Regions from separate parts of the Homo sapiens genome. Here region 2 is linked to region 1. A link is an interaction called in ENCODE POLR2A ChIA-PET data of the cell type or tissue named here. Cell type or tissue: IMR-90. All regions are shown on one strand. Each heading gives the region's core, and the rest is flanking DNA. Links, peaks and the distances in the headings are about the cores only. Region 1 has its middle 40 kb from the start of LINC00670. Region 2 has its middle 180 kb from the start of LINC00670.

The links. Peaks named below come from ENCODE experiments on the same cell type or tissue, not always from the same donor. Only the 100,000 strongest peaks of a DNase experiment are listed, where the experiment ranks them.
Region 2: POLR2A ChIA-PET joins it to region 1 with 10 read pairs; 2 of 35 experiments call an interaction of 5 or more read pairs at or near these places.

Annotation. Positions count from the first base shown.
Region 1 is chr17:12,505,128-12,515,561 of GRCh38, reverse strand. No RefSeq gene overlaps it. Among named protein-coding and RNA genes, the nearest start is that of LINC00670, 40 kb to the left of the region's middle. In IMR-90, for the core only: no CTCF peak of the experiment used is centred there; DNase peaks (open chromatin) are centred at 2,371 and 4,751; H3K27ac peaks cover 2,725 bases.
Region 2 is chr17:12,363,001-12,373,609 of GRCh38, reverse strand. No RefSeq gene overlaps it. Among named protein-coding and RNA genes, the nearest start is that of LINC00670, 180 kb to the left of the region's middle. In IMR-90, for the core only: no CTCF peak of the experiment used is centred there; a DNase peak (open chromatin) is centred at 7,549.

The DNA of each region.
Region 1 (10,434 bases), core at 1-8,000:
AGTTAACAATACTGTATACCTGAAATTTACTAAGAGGGTAGATTATAAGTGTTCTCACTGAACACATAAAAAGTTAGAAATGTTCTTCTACTATAGCTTCAACTTTAACTTTTATAACATTTGCTATGTCTTTTAGGTACAAAGTATACAAGGACAAATAAAAAGGCAAATATTTGGTATTTTGGAGCTTATTGTTAGTCTCGTCTGCAAGATAGTCATTAAAAGAGTAATTTCTCCTTGAATTCTCATGACAGCAGAGTGAAGAAGATACGGTGTTAATTGGGTTTACAGATAAGGAGACAGAGTCTCCAAGACATCAGGCAAATTGCCTTAGCTGGGATTCAAACCCAGCCTAGTGAACAGGACGGAGGAATACATTCAAGCCAGAAGTAATGACAGGTCCTGGAGGGGAAAAGCTTGATGTATTTGAGGAAAGAAAAGAAAACCTGTGACTGAAGACGAGGGACCAAGGGGTGAGTGGCTAAAAGCTAAAGAAATATATTGGAGCCATGCCCTTGCTGGGAAATTTGCAAATTTGGCCTCTATGGCATCATTTTTTATTGCTCTTTACTGCCTTGGAGGCTGATTTTAATTCTGCTACTACGTCTTTAATTTCTTGCAGATTGTCTATATCCCAGTTTCTATGTCTTGAAAGCAATTCCATATTCTTCTCTTTCACAAATTTTATTGCTCAAACTCAAGTTGCCTTTATCTCAATCTATTCAGTCTTTCTGATGAGGCACGCAGAGTATGGCGTCTTTAACCAAGTTGCGAAAGCTAAATAGTTGTCTGAATTTTCACATGGATTCTGCATGAGATAATATTCAGATGCTTCTTCTTAGCCATCAAAATGCTGTCCTTTTCTATTGTGCTAGAGTATAGTTTTAATGAACTCCTTGTTAAACTTTTGGCGATGTTACAAACTTCACATCCTTGAACAAGAAAAACCCATCCAGACTCAATTCCCACATGGAGATTAAGTGAAAGGGTGGATCTTGGTCTTACTATCTGTACACTCTGTTATGGTAAATCCACTTCCAAACTCTAGAGCTTATAAAGTATTTTTATGCTCTAGTCTAATTTCTGGCTTCCAGCAGGTTGTCACGTGTATGTTTCCATTCTTCTATGAGAGCACCCTGTTCCATCACTCCTTACCACTTGGTTCTTGGGTTTCTGAACTGATGCAGTGCTTGCAAAGCAAAAATCCTCGGAATGCACAGCTCTTGAGATCTTTCCTGATTTCATTCCCACTTTACTCTGAGAGATGGCACCCCCTGATAGAGCAGGCCACTCCAGTCTTCCCTGTGCAGGCCAGCTAGTTTCCCGTATTATTTAATTAATTTATTTATTTAGAGACGGAGTTTTGCTCTGTTGCCCAGGCTGGAGTGCAGTGGCACGATCTCAGCTCATTGCAACCTCCGCCTCCTGGGTTCAAGCACTTCTCCTGCCTCAGCCTCCCATGTAGCTGGGATTACAGGTGCACATCACCATGCCCGGCTAATTGTTTTGTATTTTTAGTAGAGACGGGTTTCACCATGTTGACCAGGCTGGTTTCGAACTCCTAACTTCAAGTGATCCACCCGACTTGGCCTCCCAAAGTGCTGGGATTACAGGCATGAGCCACTGTGCCCAGCCCAATTAATGCTATGTTCACACTTCTATCCTCTTGTCAAGTTGTTTTTCAATGTTTTTCTGAATTATTATCTTTATTTGCGTATTCACAGGAGGCTGCAAGCCTTCTACAACTTTCTATTCATGATGCAACTTCGTAAACATTTGAATTGGACAAGAGCACAAAGAAAGATTTTTGAGGACTGATACCTAACTTCTAATTCTTTATATTGTTAAAAGGAAAAAAGAAAAAAGAAACCTTTACAGTGTGAGGGGTAAACAAAGATTCAGTCAAGGCAATTTGGATCGATAACACCTCCTCATGGTTGCCCGGCCAAAGGTAACAGCTCCACAATATTCTGTCAACCCTAAATTTGTCAATGGGTTTAGAAACTATACAAATATAATTTCTTGATTTTTGCAAATGTGACTTATTCCTTCATTCTTTATTGGTGCCTTTCAGACTCACAAAAATTTGAAGTGACACATCTCAACTGTTTCCTTCCAGCCAGTGATGATGTCTCATGATTGATCGGTATTATTGCATCTTTTATATGTAACATTTTTCTGATATCTGCAGTTTTCTGCCTTATGTTTCCTTTTTCACCCACCCCATTCTTCCTCCCTGGTTTTAGTGGCTCTTCTGATTCCAAGCGTCCATTTTGCAACTCTTGACTTCATCCAAGTCTCCTCAGTTGAAATCTGAAGAGATTATTTTGCAAGTGAGTCAGAAATCACTTCTTGTCAAACATGGTGCCAGAAAATGAGCAGTATCGTGCTCAGTGGGAAAGTATTTACTCTTTCTTTGCTCCTTGCAACTTGAAAGTAAATGCTTCTCTTTCCCTTCTTGGAATTTAATTTCCCAATCTCTATTCCAAAATCGACAAAGACCAGGAAGAGCATACAAGCGCTGGCTCCTCAGTCCCAGTAACATATCATATTTGTCACCTTTAATGTCCCTTAATGTCTTTGTGTCTTGTCTTTCTAATTTAGCTATGACTCCACTAGTAAAAATCATATGACTCATGTCCAAGTCCACATTTAGCAAAATTTCTAAAGCTTTGTTAGTGTGCAAGGCAATGAATATGAAATGAGGTCTGCATTCTTTATTTGGATTAAGTTTAAAGCTTTTCAAAGAACACCATCTGAAAATGTCACAGCATGACAAAGCAGCCATCCCTATAGGAGTCTACCCACAGAGTGCAGGACTCCAGGATAAAATACATTCTTTACCTTGCTGTCTTGTAACCACTCATTGCCACTTGCACGCTGGCCCCAGCAATTTTATACATGAATGAAATAAGGTAAAAATTAACAAGCAAATTCACAACAAGATTAATTTCAGATGGAAAATAATCTAGAGGAGAAAGCTAAAATGTGCTGATTAATATAGGATAGAATGAATCAAGGGTCAATAACTTTTGGCCTGGGAGCCACGTTTGACCTATTTTTGTAAATAAAGTTTTATTGGAACATAACCATGCACATTCATTTACGTATTGTCTATACAACTGCTTTCCCATTACAAAGACAGAGTGGAGTAGTTGCAACAGCCTAAAATGTTTACTATCTGTCCCTTTACAGAAAAAGTTTGCCCATCCCTGGGGTAAGCGATTGTTGGTTTCTACCCAGAATCCATTCCTCGCTTTCTCTTTCCTAACAAGATCCTGATTTATCTATGTTCGATCTCTCCCCCATACATCTCAGGTGTTTCAAGAGGTGATCACTGTCCCCCATCGGTGGGGGTGAGCCTGACCTGTCCAATGGGGGTCCCGTCAAGCTCCCCACATTAACTGGAACAGGAGCTTGGGTCTCAGCCGCTCAGCACAAGGAAACCCTCCCAATCACAGAGATTCTTTCAAAAATGGTTATGGGACCCAATTTGAATCATATGAGGAAAAGATTGCTCAAGGTTTCTGGGAAATAAGCTTCTCTGCTTTTAATAGAGGCCCACTGGAAGAAGCACTCTCTCGTCTCCTGGGTGGTGTGTGTGGTACCCTAGCCATGTTGCCACCAGGAGAAAACGTAGCCATCACAGAGAAGGGTACAGCTAAGAGAAATGCAGAGAAATAGATCTGGAATCCAGCTTTAGCTCACCTTGGAAGCTGCCTTATTTCTGGATTTCCAATTATTTGAGACAATTAATTTAATTACTCAAGCTAGTGTGAGTATTGGGTTTTCTGTTATTTGCAACATAATAATTTTTAACCAATAGACATATTTTCACTCCATTTACCTAGTGTCATAGGATGTTGTGTTAATCTTATTTATTTGTAGGCCTAAAAATGTCTTTATGTCTGGACAGAATTACCTTCCATTTCTTTCTACCAATATCTCTTGGTAGCTGCCTCTTAGAGTTACTGCTCGGCATTTTCTTAAAGAAGGAGACAGAATCCCTCAAAATTCGTGGTGGTCACTATTCTTTGTGATGCCTTTTGGTATCCTTTACTCTGTCATAGTTCTTGCTACTACTATTTCTTGATTAGAGGGTAGAAAATCTCTGTGTGATATTTCATTGCAATTCTTCATTAGCTTTCTATTTTTTGTCCTCACAACTATCCAACAATCTTAATAAGGTTTATAAGACCCTCCACGCTCTGTCCTCTGTCTGGTGCCCTGGCCTCATCCTGGACCATTGTGTCCTGCTCACTCTACTCTTGAATGCACCACTTTTTCTATTAGTTTCTCTAAGGAGCCATATTCTTTTGTGTCTCCAAACTGTTCTCTGCCTGATATGCTTCTTTCCCCATTTTCACCTATATCATTCTTGTTCATCCTTCAAATCTCAACCCAATGGTTGTTTCCTCAAAGATGGCTTGACTGATCGCCAAGACTGGTTTAGCTCCCCCTGTTACCTGCTCCCATCCACCACAGACTTCCCATTTCACAGCCCTCTAACTTACAGCCACTTATTCAAAATCTATATTCATAGTAGACGGCGAGCTCCAGGGAGGCTGAGACCAGGACATTTTTTTTTTTGGCTCACCGCTAGGTCCCAAGTCCTCAGCATTGTACCTGGCACAGAGCTGGTCCTCAATGCATAGAACTCCTGACTACATACATAGTTTTGACCATTTTTAAAGTTACAGAAAACACCAATGTTTAAATGCAGAGTACACTTCTGGTGACTCATGTCTACTGACTTGAAGAGAATGTTGGATAAACACTAATAAATTCTTATTCTCTGACTCTGTTTTCTAGAAAACATGCAGAACATCAGCTTTAAAATCTGACAACCATTTCTGTCTTAAAATATAGCAGGATCTCAGACAGGCCCTCAGAATGTACTATCTCGAACTTCTGAGCTTCTACAGAGTACATTTTAATAATTTCAGTCTTCTGATGGGAAAACCGAGATTGAAGAGGATAAGTAATTTAACTTGCTAATGACGTGTAAATCTTAAGCTGCAGACATCACCATCACAGATCACCCAGGTTGATTTTGAAACCTAGAGAGTAACTTCTCCCCAAGTAGACATGGGTGAAGATTTTGTGGCCACTTAGGTCACCGTGATTCCAGGTGTACATTCTGTCTGTCTCTGTGTTTGTGTGTGTGTTTGTGTGTGTGTACACATGCTGCTATGGCCAAAACTGTGTCCCCCAAAATTCATATGTTGAGGCTCTAATTCCCAATGTTATAGTATTTAGAGAGGGGGCCTTTGAGAAGTAATTAGGTACAGATGAGTTCCTCAGGATGGGTTCTAATAATGGAGTCAGTGCCCTTACAAGAAGAGATATTAGACAGCTCTCCTTCTTTCTCTGAAATGTGAAGGCAAAGTAAGCAGGCTGCTATCTGCAAGCCAGGAAGAGAGCCCTCACCAGAACCTAACCCTGCTGGCACCCTGATCGCAAACTTACAGCCTCCAGAATGGTGAGACAATAAATTTCTGTTGCTTATGCCATCCAGTCTACAGTATTTTGTTATGGCAACCCAAGCTTACAAAGACACCTAAAGTGAATGAAGTCTGTGTCTCATCTCCAAAATATCTCTTAAATTTCTTAGATCCTTTATCCACTTTCATTGTTTCCACTGGAATCCAATCTTCCATCATCTCTCCTGGACAGCTATATACATGTTAACCTTCCTCTTAATTGGATTCTCACATGGCAGCCAGAGAGCTATAAATCTGATATTGTTTAACCACATGCTTAAATCATTTCAAAAAACTTCTCATCACTCTTAGGAAAAAAAAAAATTCCTGATAAAGTTATCAAATATGTGGACCAAATTCTGGAATAAAAATCAAGACTTAAGAAGTCTTGATTTTTATTTAAGTCAAGACTTAAAAATGGTTGAATGCATTCAGAAAACAGCATCACTCATTTTTATATCAACTAATTTCATAAGATGTTTGAGTGGAAAGTTTTACAAAAGACTGTAAATTTCATTGATGAGAGAGGTACAGTGGCTGCCTCAGTTTTAGTCTAAGCTGCTTTAACCCCCAGAGCTCATATGTATCAGGACATGCTCCTGTGGGTCAACCAGATGTCAGTTTTCCTGAAGACAGGAGAAGCTTGTTGAGTTAGAGGTCATTTAAAGGAAAAGAAGAAACAGGAAAATAGGCTCCTTTCATTAATTTTTTTTAAAGGTACTAAGTCAGGACAGGGCCTGGAGGAGCAGGGTCATTCTGAGTTTAGCAGTTTGTCTGTCACTCAGCCAAACCAGGTATGCCATCAGTCCTGTATTCAAGTCTTTTTTTGAATAGGGGAACAATAAATGAAAAGAGGATGAGCCAGTTCAGTATAATCTCTTGAGAAAATGGAGCACAGAGAGTCACAGATCAGGTCACTGCCAACAGAGGGTAACTCAAAAGAGGGCTAGACCTTCCCTCCACTTCTTTCTTTCTTTTTCTTTTTTTTTTTCTTTGACGGAGTCTTGCTCTGTTGCCAGGCTGGAGTGCAGTGGTGTGATCTCAAGCGATTCCCCTGCCTCAGCCTCCCGAGTAGCTGGGACTACAGGCGCACGCCACCAACCCCGGCTAATTTTTTGTATTTTAGGAGAGACGGGGTTTCACCATGTTGGCCAGGATGGCCTCAATCTCCTGACCTCGTGATCCGCCCACCTTGGCCTCCCAAAGTGCTGGGATTACAGGCGTGAGCCACAGCGTGCAGCCTCCTCCACTTCTTTCTACACCTTAGGCAGCACTAGTACTTTGACAAGGGGGACAGTGGTGCTTGGCAGGAGATGCTTGTGCACGGTAGGGTGGTAGGCACTACCATGTAATAGTAACATCCAGCAGATGATAGGCAGAGGATAGTGGAACACCGTGGGGGATATAAGTGCCTGGTAGCAATAGATCTGGGGCTGGAAAGAAGAGGGAAAAGGAAAGGCAAGCTCCAGGTGGCAACTGATCAGTTAGCTCATGTATGAAAACATGGGAGAGACACCACCATAACATAGTCGGAGTGGATTTTCTGGGATCTGAAGCCTTATTGATGAAAAGATGACAGGAAGAAAGGAAGGGTTGAATATCAGCTCTTTTTTTTTTTTTTTTTTTTTGAGACAGAGTCTTGCTCTGTCACCCAGGCTAGAGTGCAGTGGCGCAATCTTGGCTCTCTGCAATCTCCGCCTCTCAGGTTCAAGCAATTCCCTGCCTCAACCTCCCGAGTAGCTGGGATTACAGGCGCCCGCCACCACGCCCAGCTAGTTTTTGTATTTATAGTAGAGACAGGGTTTCACCATCTTGGCCAGGCTGGTCTTGAACACCTGACCTCATGATCCACCCGCCTCGGCCTCCCAAAGTGCTGGAATTACAGGCAAATATAAGTTCTTAAAAAAAGGTTTTCACTTTTGGTGCAGCTAATGAAACAATCGTATGCATGGTGATGGGGATCATGTTAAGAGATTAAAACGTGAACGTGGAATATGGAAAATTCCTCCCTTCCCCTTAAAAATCAAATGTTTCCTTATAATATTGATGTCATTAGTGTGTGATGCTTTAATAAAATAATTTTAATAATATAATTAAATTATTTAAATGCAATAGGCAATAATACAATCTGGGGAAGGGGGACTTGTAATTGGAGTGAGGAGTGACAAGAGTGGGTAAATCGGACAGAACAAACTCGAGGAGATGTTTATAAATCCCGAGGGAAGTAAAGAGAAGCTGAGTTTCCAGGGAGAAGCATGGGTGAGAAGCCCAGAAACACAAGTTGAGTGCTGGATTGTGCTGTGCCGGCTCTGAAATTGTAACTAAGATGACAGTGGCAAACAATATGGAACAGCCATGCCTTCCTTTAGGTGGATTTGTGAGAAAGGAGTTTTACAGCAATGTCTAATATAACTTGGTTGCCTAAATATTGTATCAACTATTAGTAACACTGAACTCTGTTCAACATTCTTGGAAAATTTTCATTCACATAATAGAAAGACAAGCTGTGACATGGGTGATATGCCAACGCAGTAAACCCCATCGGATCTGAGAGCCTCAACTTCATTTGGGCAGGGGATAGTCTTTGAAAAATTAGACAGGGATTTGGTGATGTACAAATTCAAGTGATGTGACAGATTTATGTGACTTATAATGATTCGTGGTTTTGAAATGTAACATGAAATGCCAGACTGTGAGTGTCTGGAGACCACCAGCATCGAAAAGGCCTCTCTATAATAGCTGCCGCATTATTTATGTTAAGTCCGGTTTTGCACATTGAACAGTTTTGTTTTCAAAGTGAAGGCCAAGATCCTCGATTTCTAAACCAGAATGCTACACTGACCCCAGAGACATTTGCTTTCTTAACACACCCAGCCTTCACTGACTCGACGGTTGAATTTGGGCAGAAGAACACCACACACACTGTTTGCTTGCAGTTGTTTGACTTTATTTTATTTACAAATCATAAGCACATTTGGGCTGCTGAGCACTTCTCTCACTGAAGGCTCTTGCCAGCCCAGAGCAGATGGAGACACAAATCAGGCCCTGTCTCCCTTCCTCTGCACATGGCCACACAGAGGGTTTTGTGTCTCGGGTCCCTTTGTGTCCTGTAGATATTTGCTCCCTTCCCGAATGTGCATGAGGCTTCAGAGGGACCAACATCCTCCACTTCGGGGCCAGAAGTAGAGTAACTCATGGCCATGGAGGAATTCGTGCCAGATGTGGCTTCTCTTCCCTTTAGCTCCTCGATTATTCCTGGAATATCAGCCCATTCAAGTGTCATGCATTTTAATGTTTGATCATTTCCAACTTACCACTTAAAATGTGTACTTGTCTTTCTTGGGAGGTATAAGTATTTTACCCATAGTGGATATTCCAGGGCTTTGATTTGCTTTAATGACATTGGTCAAAAATAGAAAATCTTATATGGTGAGTTTTCTTTTTTCCTACTTTAGATTTTTCTTTTTAAGTCAATTTTATTAAGGCATAATTTACATACAATAAAATGTACCACATTTATAGTGTACAGTTTGATGAGTTTTGAAAAATATATAGACCCATGAAACTACTATCACAAGATCTATAATATTTCCCTATCCCTTGAAGGCAACCACTGGTCTCTGTTGCCACTATTGAGTAGATTTATCTTTTCTAGGTATGCTATAAATGGATTCATAAAGTGTATATTCTTTGTGTCTGACTCTTTCATTGCATATAATGTCTTTGAGTTTCATCCATGTGTTTTCATTTATCAGCTATTCCTCTTAATTGTGAGATAGTATTCTATTGTATGAATATAGCATAATTTATTTATTCTTTCACCTGTGAATGGGTCTTTGGATTGTTTACTGTTTGGGGTTATTATGGATAAAGCTGCTAAGCACATTTGTGAACAAGTTTTTTTTTTTAATGGACTTTTTCATCTCCCTTGGGTAAATGCCTAAGAGCAGGTTCATATGGTGTTTGTACATGTAACTTTGGAAGAAACTCCAAACAGATTTGCAAAATGGTTCTGCCATTTGGCACTCCCTCCAACCACGTGTGTGTTTCAGTTGTACCATATGTTCGCCAAAACCTGTTTAGTAAATTGGAAGCCAGATGTTTTAAAACATTAAAGTTTGTATATAAACAATTGACTCCTCCTTAATATTGGATTGCTGTCAATTTCTACCTCTAGGTTTGTACCTAGTAAATACTATGGATGCATTTTTTAAAATAAATACTTTGTTAATTACATTTGATATATCTTATATCGTTTCTCGTTGTGGGAACTCTGAAAGCACCATACATCCTAGTCTCTGACTTACTGACTTTAGTTCTTCTACAGGCTTGGTGTGGCCTCAAGTTTCCTGGTATATATATCCAAGTGCACAGAGAACAGTGGCTAAAACATAGTAGGTTCTCCATAATAATTTGTTGAATAAATGAATGACTGAATATTCTGAAAACTTCTACCTTGAAGTGTGTCATATTGTTGTAAAGAACAACAATTGTATAATTATCTGAAATGCCTTGTCTGACAAATTCAACCATTTGGAACAAGAACCAGGAAGAAAAAGAAATAAACAAAAAAAACCCAGAAATTAAAAAAAAAATTAAAACAACATCAGATGTAGCCAAAATAGATACCATATTTTCTTATACTTCAATTGTAGGTGACTCATCAGTCTCCCAGTTTATAGCTAATTTACTCTAGAATTTTGTATTATCTTCAAAAAGCAGTTTGGGGGAGGGGAATAAGTGATATTTGAACAACAGTAAGCCTTCCAAACTATGAACATGACAAATACCTCCATTTATTTAGGTCATATTTTTATCAATGTCTTGTAGTTTACAGAGATCTTGTGTACCTTTCATTAAATGTATGACTACAGTTTTATTGTGAATAGTATTTTTAAAATTCAGTTACCATTTGTTCATTGTTGTTTTACAGACCAACAATGGATTTTTG
Region 2 (10,609 bases), core at 870-8,869, 140 kb after region 1:
TTTACCATCTAACAAGATTCAGGGCTAAAAATGTGTCAAGAAGAGAGCCAATGTACTAAAGACCAAAAATATTTAAGACTATATAAACATTTCAGGGTCCTGATCCATTATTTAAATTTAAAAAAAACTAATTATTGTAGCAGAAAAGAGAAATTATAGGCCATTCTAATGTATGAAGTTTAAAAAATCCTCAATCAAATACTCAGAAAAAGAATTCATCAGAAAATTAAAAGAATGCTCTTAACAAGATTTAGCTAAAGGACATAAATGATTTAATACGAAGAAATACAATAATTAAATGCACCGCACTTTTTTTCTCAACAGTCATAAGGCAATCACAAATTCACACGATAACTAATAAAAATAGAAATAAAAACTATTAATAAAGGAAACTTACTTTAATTGTAAATTATAAAATGCTGTGAGGGGTCTTTTAGAAGTTCATGAAAATGCATATTATGAAAAAACTTTGCATGGATTTCAAAATTTTTTTGCACCACGATAAACTCATACTAACTTGTTATAACATGTCTGAATAAGATCCACTGTGAGGCACTAAGATGAATATGACATCAATTTGAAAAGTCCTTATCAGAACAACATGAATTCTGCTAAAATTGAGGCAAGAACAAAATCAAATTTATGGTAAAGCTTTTGTAGAAGAATAATGAAAAATAGTTGATTCTTTATGAAAAGTTTACGGGGACAATGCCCCAAAGAAAACAGCAGTTTACGTAGAAGAGCTTGCTATAAGAAGAGACAAGACAATTATGAAGATGAAGAAAGCAGCAGCAAACCATTCACATCAATTTGTGAGAACAAAAATTAATCTAGTTCATGCCCTAATTGAAGAGGACTGATGATTAACAGCAGAAATAAGAGCCAACACCATAGACATCTCAATTGGTTCAGCTTATATAATTCTGACTGAAAAAGTTTACCAAACTTTTCACTCAATAGCTATCAAAACCATTGTGCCTAGGTCAACTGTAGACAAGAGCAGAGCTTTATATAGAAATTCCAAATTAGTGGGATCAAGATGCTGAAGCATTTCTTTAAAGCATGTAACAGGAAATCAAATATGGCCTTCCTAATACTATCCTGAATACAATAAGCAATCAAAGCAGTGGCTACCAAGAGGTAGAAGTGGTCCAGTCAAAGCAGAAGCGGACGGACGGGTCAAGAGCAAGGATCGTGGCCAAGGATTTTGTGGGATGCTCAAGGCATTTTGCTTGCTGATTTCTAGAGAGCCAAAGAAAAATAACACTTGCTTATTATAAGAGTGTTTTGAGAAAGTTAGCCAGATCTTTAGCAGAGAAACACCCAGGTAAGCTTCCCCAGGAGAATCCTTCTCCACCACGACAATGCTCCTGCTCACTTGTCTCATCAATCAAGGACAATTTTGCAGGCATTTCGATGGGAAATCATTAGGCATCCACTTTACAGTCCTGATTTGGCTCCTTCTGACTTCTTTTTGTTTCCCAATTAAAAAAAAAATCTTTAAAAGGCACCTGTTTTTCTTCAGTTAATAATGTAAAAAAGGCTGCATGGACATGCTTAAATATCCAGGATCCTCAGCTCCTTAGGGATGGACTAAATAGCTGGTATCAGCACTTTAAAAAGTGTCTTGAACATGATGAAGCTTATATTGAGAAATAAAGTTTGTATTTTTTTATCTTTTAATTTTATTTTCCACAAACTTTTCAAAGTACCCTTGTATGTAAGGATTACTACCTTCATGTTACTTAGTGCAAGTCTCTACATTTGTGGTGGGTGGCCAGTAAATGTTCATCCAATTGAACTAAATGCTTAGTGCCAAATGAATGGTCTATGCAGTAAACAGTCTACAGTTTCAGAGGAGAGAAACTCACTAAAGCCTGCATTGGTCAGGCATGGGAAAAGAGGTTAGATTCAGCATCATTTCCATTTACAAATCCAAGAGGAAGGCATTCCCCAAGGAGGGGATGTCAGAAGCACAAAATTCAGAGTAACGGAATTAAGAAACAGTTTTAAGACTGTTATTTATCCTGCCAGCACAGGGAGCCATTGACATTTTTGTCAGGGGTGTGAAATGTACCAAGTTCTATTTTAGGGATATGCATTTGAAAGGAGTATGGATTCAAACACAAACGGGCAGTATGATGTATTAACAGTCTATATTGTAACAGTTCAGATCAGGCCCAGTGTTCTATAGAACAGTGAAATGTACCAAGTTCTATTTTAGGGATATTCATTTGAAGGGAGTACGGATTCAAACACAAATGGGCAGTATGATGTATTAACAGTCTATATTGTAATAGTTCAGGTCAGGACCAGTGTTATATAGAAGAGGGAATTGGAGAGAAGGGATAGGTTCTGCTCTGTGAAAAGCCTATACATTAGTCCTCCATTATTCAAAGTTTCTCTTTCTGCAGTTGTCACTTAGTAGCCCTCTCTGTTATCAGATCTATTGCCACAATATTATGGAACTTGTACTCAAGTAACCCTTATTTGACTTAGTAATGACTCCAAAGCACAAGAGTGGTGATGCTGGCAATTTGGATATCCCAAAGGGAAATAATAAAGTGCTTCCTGGGCTGGGCATGGTGGCTCATGCCTGTAATCCCAGCACTTTGGAAGGCTGAGGCGGGCAGATCACCTGAGGTCAGGAGTTCAAGACCAGCCTGGCCAGCATGGTGAAACCTCATCTCTACTAAAAATACAAAAATTAGCTGGGCATGGTGGCTGGTACCTTTAATCCCAGGTACTCGGGAGGCTGAGGCAGGAGAATCGCTTGAACCTGGGAGGCGGAGGTTGCAGTGAGCCGAGATTACGCCACTGCACTCCGGCCTGGGCAACAGAGTGAGACTCTGTCTCAATAATAATAATAATAATAATAATAATAATAATAATAATAATAATAATAAATAAATAAAGTGCTTCCTTTAAGTAAAATGTGACCTTGGCTAGGGTCTGTTACTATCCATAGTTTCAAGCTCCTGCTGAGGGTCTTGGAAGGTATCCCCAGAGGATAAGTGCAGACTGCTACAGTGTCCTTCCCCACCCCAAATCCCTGACTTCATTTTTCTACATCAGTTCAAAGACATGCACCTGACACCTTCCTCTCTCTGCTTCTCCACGGCCACACCATCGTCAAGTCTTGTTGATTTTACATCTTAACTCTCTCAAATCATCTGCTATGTCTCTTTGTTGCCACCGCTTGCATCCTTTCCCATCTGGACTGTCATAAGTTCTCAGCTGCTTTTCCACATCTTCTCCAGCCCCCTTAAAATCTGTTCTTCAAATCAAACATTGGATGATTTTAACTGAAATTATAATATTCCCTTTCTCTCTCTGACACACGCGCGCGCGCACACACACACACACACACACGTACCCTACAGGTTAAGTATCCCTTATCTCAAATGTTTGGGAGAAGAGGCATCTCCAATTTTGGATTTTGAAGTACTTCCATATACATAATAAGGTATCTTAGGGATGGAACTCAAGTCTAAACATAAAATTCCTCTGTGTTTCATATACACCTTATCCACCTAGCTTGAAAGTAATTTTATAAAATATTTTAAATTATATTTTGTGTATGAAGCCAAGTTTGTGTACATCAGACCATCGGAAGGCAACCTCAGCCACCCATATGGTTCTACGTGAACACTCAAAGATTTGGATTTTAGAGCATTTTGGATTATTTGGGTTAGGGATGTTCAACCTGTACTAGTATGCTGTAGCTAGTAGTTGCCAGTAACTAGTCATTGAGCTGCTAGGATATCCAGGCACAATTGTAGACATCGAAAACAGCAATTTTCCTTGCCCCACAGAGGTACTATCTAGTACAGCAGGCAGAAAATAAAGAAAAGAGTAAAAAAACCAATTCAGTTATGAATAAATATTAGCATGAGCAATCAAGCAGGATCAAGAGATAGAGCAGGATGAGGAAAATTCTTCGGGCCTGGGGAGCCAGGGGAAGTTTCCATGAGTGGTACATTTGAGCAGGTGTTGATTAAATACTTAACAATGATGTAGGGAAGGATGGAAAGAAGAAAATTGGGGGCTACAGCACATCCACCTTCGCATGCTGACTGTGGTTTCACAAGGGATTTACCTGATTTTTGGAAGAATTTTAAACCTGCAGCTTGATTTCAATCACTATAACTTCATTTATGCTGTAAGCACTGAGAAGATAATAAACATTCTCCCAGGAATCAAGTGATCAGGTTTGTCTGGTTAATTTTAGAATGCTAAAAAAAAAGTTGGACTGCAAGAATAGGAACTATATTGGAAACTACATTCTCAAGGAGACCTTTTTTTAGGTAAATAAAAGTCACTTGGCTCTTAGTGACTGTATTACACATAGTTTCCTCAGATTTTTCTAGTACTAAACCCTGTGGAAATATATATAACTGACTTAGAAAAATAAAATGTGGCTCTTATTCTGCCTGTCCCTTTGTTGCTGTTGGTTTTTCCACTTCTAGAAGCTTTCATAAACAATTCTCAGGGCAATTTAAATTAGAGAAAGAGCCTCCAGCCTCTGGACCACACCTCAGCTTTCAGTGTAATTCTAGAAAACATGTCACAGTCCAAATAAGAAAATTAACACATTGTCCCCTATTAAAGCCAATTTTTGCCTAAATAAATGAAATATGAACATTTTATGTCCAAATGTCTTGGGAATTTTAGAAGATTACCCATTGTACAAAATAAGACCTCTTCTCAAGAGAGTTGGCTTTCTGGTATATAGATAACTTCATAATAAAACTCAGTATCCTATTTTGACAGGATATCCCAAAAAAGATCCTTCACAAAGGTTACTCAAGTCCCAAGAGAGGAACCATAATTGGGGTTCAGTTAAGAAAAAAACAGGAGGCCAGGTGCAGTGGCTCACACCTATATATAATCCCAGCACTTTGGAGGCCAAGGTGGGTGGATCTCTTGAGGCCAGGAGTTTGAGACCTGCCTGGCCAACATGGCCAAACCTGTCTCTACTAAAATAAATAAATAAAAAATAAAAAGTATCCAGGTATGTTGGCACACACCTGTAAATCCCACCTACTCAGGGAGGCTGAGGCACGAGAATTGCTTGAACCCAGGAGGTGGAAGTTGCAGTGAACCAAGATCATGCCACTGTACTCCAGCCTGGGCAACAGAGCGAGACTCTGCCTCAAAAAAAAAAAAAAAAAAGAATGGTTGTGTTAAAACTCATTAATATAAGAAACTTTAGAGCTGTTGTAATCGCTTTGTAAAATGTGAGATGAATACCAAAAATGCCAGAAGCTTTGAATAAACCATTCCATGCAATAAAAAGGATTTTTTGCAAATGGAAATGCAAATGGGACAACAGAAAAAACTCCAGAGGTTGTTTGTTACAGATATGCAGCATTTCACAGAACAAATTTTACCTAAGAAACATGTAATCAAGGGGTGTGGAGAAGGGGGAAAAGGGTGATAAGTTTTTTCCATTTTAGAAGCAGGTCATTTTTTCAATTTAAATTTAGATTTTTCTATTAATATATTATCAGTAGGAAAGCTATTCCAAAAATAATTTGAGGAACAAGTTGTAAAAGACTCCAGAGCCAATTAAAAAAAAAAGACTATTTTTTAAAAGACATCAAATAAGTTTGATTCTGGGAGTAATGAAAATGTTCCAAAACTGTGGTGATGGTTGTATAATTCTGGAAATATACTAAAAAACATTGAATTGCACACTATACGTGTTTTAAATTAGTCGATTGTATGGTATGTGATATATGTGTATATTTTACAGAGTTTTATTTTAAAATATTTGATTGACAGATAAAATGGTAAATATTCAAGGTGATGATTTGATAAATGTATACATTGTATATTGATTGCCACAATCAAATTGACGAACACATCCATCACCACACATAGTTACCATTTGTGGGGGTGCTCACCAGGGACACTTAAAATCTGTTCTGTTATCAAATTTCAAAGAAGCAATACAGAATTATTAACCATAGTCACCATGCGTACATTAGATCCAGAGCACTTATCTATCTTGTAGTTGAAAGTCTGCACCCTTTGACCAACATGTCCCCAGTTTCTATGTGGTCAGAAGCGAGGCTGGCCTGTGAGAATTTCAAAGAACCCAGATGCTTACGGGGACAGATTTTTAACAGATCCTTGCGTAGAGTAGACCTTGAGATGAATTAGGTAGGATCCAGGGACAGTGAATCTTTTCATCTCTTTTATTTTCCTGCTTTTCCATAAGTCTGCCCTCCACTGCACACCATTCTTTTCCACAGTTGTCAATGTTGTCTTGATGATCTAGTCTTCTAAATCGTTCACAGTATTGAATTAAATATAGCACGAACTACCTGTTACAATTTTTTTAGTTCTCGATTCTCTAGTTAAAACGCTTCGCTTGAAAAACTGCTTATCGGCTGGGAGTGGTGGTTCACGACTGTAATCCCAGCACTTTGGGAAGCCAAGGCAGAAGGATCGCTTGAGCCCAGGAGTTTGAGACCAGCCCAGGCAACATAGCGAGACCTCATCTCTAGAAAACATTTTCAAAAATCAACTGGGCACGGTGGCACGTGCCTGTGGTCCCAGCTACTGGGGAGACCGAAGTGGGAGGATGGTTTGAGTACAGGAATGTTGAGGCAGCAGTGAGCGGTGATCACGCCACTGCACTCCAGCCTGGGTGACAGACAGAGGCTTCATATCTAACAAAAAAAAAAAAAAAAAAAAGAAAGAAAGAAAGAAAGAAAGAAAAAAAGGAAAAGAAAGAAAGAAAAAAAACTTCTATGATTTTTATTTCCTGACTTTTAAAAATGAAAAACTATGTTGCCTTTTTTTTCTGAGCAATAATAGTGTGTGCATGTGTGTGTGTGTGTGTGTGTGTGTGTGTTTCAGGAAACTTCAAGAAAGGTGCCATATGAAACATCTCAGAGTTTGATTTTTTGTTAATCTATAAACATGTTAGTTGGGGAGTTCAGTCAGGAAAACAGAAACAGACAGGTCATTTTCTTGATTTAAACGATGTCAAAATTATTTCTGGGTCTCAGATATTTGCGAGGAATCATGAGTATTTGAGCTCTGGCCACATGAAACTCATTTCACATTATACTCAAACTTCATAGACATGGTTCCTCCTTAAATAGGACCATGCCTTTAAAACCCAGAGTTTCAGACTTAGAAAACAATCTCAACCAGAGGGAGAATTCTTGCGAGGTCAAGAGACTCAATGTCATAGACATCTATGGTAGTGAACTTCTTTCATAAATCTTTGCCATGTAAATGAAGTCACCAAGCTTACTGGAAAATGCAGCTGAAACCCCCTATTTTATAAGATTGTGGTAGATTTGTTGGAAGGGGAATATGAGGCTTACTCCTCTCCTTTCCTCCCTCCCTCCTCCATGTAGAACAAACTGGCTCCAGGAGAAGCACTCCCCAAAGGTCCATCATTTCGTGAAGGCCTTTTTTTTTTTTTTCAGGCATGAGCTCATCACTTTCAGTTAAATAGTAATAAATGATTTGTAAGGAGCAACTTACATCAGTCCTTATAAATAACCACCCACTGCTGCATTTGACTTCCTTGAAATGTTGAGTCAGAGGCTGGATGCGCACAGGGTACCAGCTCTGCAATCTCTCAGTCCCTTGGTGCCAGACAAGTTCGAGTAAGCCTCAGAGCCTGCCAAGGGGACAAGGGCACTGCCTTTCACAGATACAGAACCTCTTTAGGCCACTAAGCCCTGGGTAGAAAAGGCAAAGGCAGCGTGGACCATGTTCCTGGGGTCATTCAGTTGCCATAGACTTTTCCTATTGCTTCTGCCATCAGTAAGTAAACTCTAATCTCCTTTCTACTCTCAGAGCCCTTCATAAACCACCTTTCTCACAGGCTGCTCTCAAGAGTCCTCAGATATAAAGGGCAGACATTCTCATTGTCAGCTACTTTGGGGAAGGCACTTCGTATCCCATACTGAGCAGTAATGTGTGCCTCCCTTCTCTGCTGCTGAACTGTGCGGAAAGCGAGTGACCTTAGTTACAAACAGGGCTAGAATTCAAGGCTTTGAAAGGGCAACACATGGCTTTTCAACTTAACCTATCAGGCATTGACCCCAAATTTTTATCAAAAAGAATGACTTATTAGAAAGAAGGTAAAGAATGGAGGCTGAGCATCAAAAGAACTCGACTTGAGGTTTCTCTTCACCCTTTACTAACCAAGGCTCTCAGCAGTCTTGCTCCAACTTGGCCAAGACATGCAAGCCCTGGACACACAGTGTCCTCCACTGTCAACTGAGATTGTCTAAAATGCCCCTTGCGCCCATCTCACAGGCTTATAGAATCACATGAGAGTGCCAGCACACTTTGGATATATAAAGTGGTGTGCAAATGTTAGGTAGATAGACCACAAACCCACGTAGGATCTGAAGCTATTTCCAACACACAGATACAGAATTCGTAGCTCTAGACTCATAGTGCCCATCCTGCAGTAGATTGAATTATTAATCCCAATCCCGTATGCCTTTCTGCAACCATGGTCTTGACTATATAACTTTGCAATTCTTTCAACTAAAGGCAGAGTATGCTTCCCCTAGGATGACCAACTATCCTGGTTTTCCCAGGACTGAGAGATTTCTCAGGATGTGGCTTTCAGTGCTAAAAACCAGGGAAGTCCCTGGAAACTGGGATGGATTAGACTCTTCCACTTCTTGTATTTGGGCTTGGCCAAGCAACTTGCATTGGCCAATGAGATTCTAGCAAATATGACATGGCAAAGTTTGAAATATGTTTAGGTGGTGATATTTGAGCTCCTGCACTTCTGCCATTGCTATGAAAAGAACTTTCCTCCTCTGAGTAGCTGCTGTCCTTTCTACCTAGGTCCCAGAGTGAACATATATAAAACAGACCTAACTGTAACCTGCAGCCCAGATGGGCCAGTCTGGATATAGCTTAGATTAGTCAACTCCCAACAAACACACAGATATGTGAATAAGAATTAATGTTTGTTGTTTTAAGCCACTGGCTGTTGGAGTGATTTGTTACATAGCAGTAGCTAACTGATATATATCATGTTTCTTCTGTTCAAGGCCACCTTTTGCTTTCTCTGTTCTCAGCAATTTGCCCTGCATTTTTATTATTTATTTTGGGAATGATAGATAAGAGAGATGGTTTGGCTCTGTGTCCCCACCCAAATCTCATGTTGAATTGTAATTCACAATGTTGGGGGAGGGATCTGGTGGGAGGTGACTGGATCATGGGGGTGGATTTCCCCCTTGCTGTTTCCCTGATAGTGAGTTTTCACAAGACCTTATGATTTAGAAGTGTATGGCATTTCCCCCATCTCTCTCTCTCTATCTCTCTCTCTCTCTCTCTCTCTCTCTCTCTCTCTCTCTCTCTCTCTCCTGCTGCCATGTGAAGATGTGCTTGCTTCCCGTTCACCCCTGTGCCATGATTATAAGTTTTCTGAGGCTCCCCAGCCATGCCACCTGTACAGCCTGTGGAACTGTGAGTCAAATAAACCTCTTTTCTTCATAAATTACTCAGTCTCAGGTAGTTCTTTATAGCAGTGTGAGAACAAACTAATGCAATAAGTCATGTTTTGTGGCATAGACTTCTCAGCACCTCTCTGTCTACTGTACAGAAGAAAAATGCTAACTTTGTGATTATTTGTTTTATAAATTGGAAGAAAGAATATATTAATGGATGAGTGTAAACCTCAGACACTTGGTGGTGTTATGATATATTCCCCTCAAAGAAGTATTCTGGATATCAGAAAGTGAATTCTTACAATTTTCTGTTGCTGGGACATCCATTTCGAATACAGGTTTAACTTTCTCATAGCAGAAGCAGGCTCAGTCACCTCGGCAGTTTCCAGTTCTACATCACACCCAAATGGCTCGAACCAGTGCCAGACATAAGAACTCAGAAGCATTTCTTCCACCTATCAGCCTGGGCTACCCGCTTTCCCACTGCTTCCTTTAAAAGGACCATCTCAGCCTGGCGTGATGGCTCATGCCTATAATCCCAGCACTTTGGGAGGCTGAGGTGGGTGGATCACTTGAGGTCAGGAGTTTGAGAACAGCCTGGCCAAAATGGTGAAATGTCTCTACTAAAAATACAAAAAAATTAGCCGGGCGCAGTGGTGCACATCTGTAATCCCAGCTACTTGGGAGGCTGAGGCAGGAGAATCACTTGAACCCAGGAGGTGGAGGTTGCAGTGAGTCGAGATCCTGCCATTGCACTCCAGCCTGGGTGACAAGAGCAAAATTCCATCTCAAAATAATAATAAAAAAAGAACCATCTGGCATTTGTTCAAAAACATCAAGTGACCCACATCCTGCTCCCTCATATTTACTACCAATTGTTATGCATTTCTCTCTCTCTCTCTCTCTTCCTGACTCTTCATTCCTGCCTCCTGTGACCAAGGGAGGGAGGGAGGACTGCCCTCCCAACTCATTGCTTCCTCTCTGCCCAGGATCTGTAAGTAAAAATCTTTTAACATGTTTCCTATTGCGGTGGTGTACTGAATCTCTGCCTTCCACATGAAGAACCAGGGGCTGTCCCAGGCCAGGTTTTCCCCCAGGACGCTGAAGAGAACATGAGGTCAAGCTCCCAGCCGAGAGCAATGGTCAGGCAGGCATAAACTGGA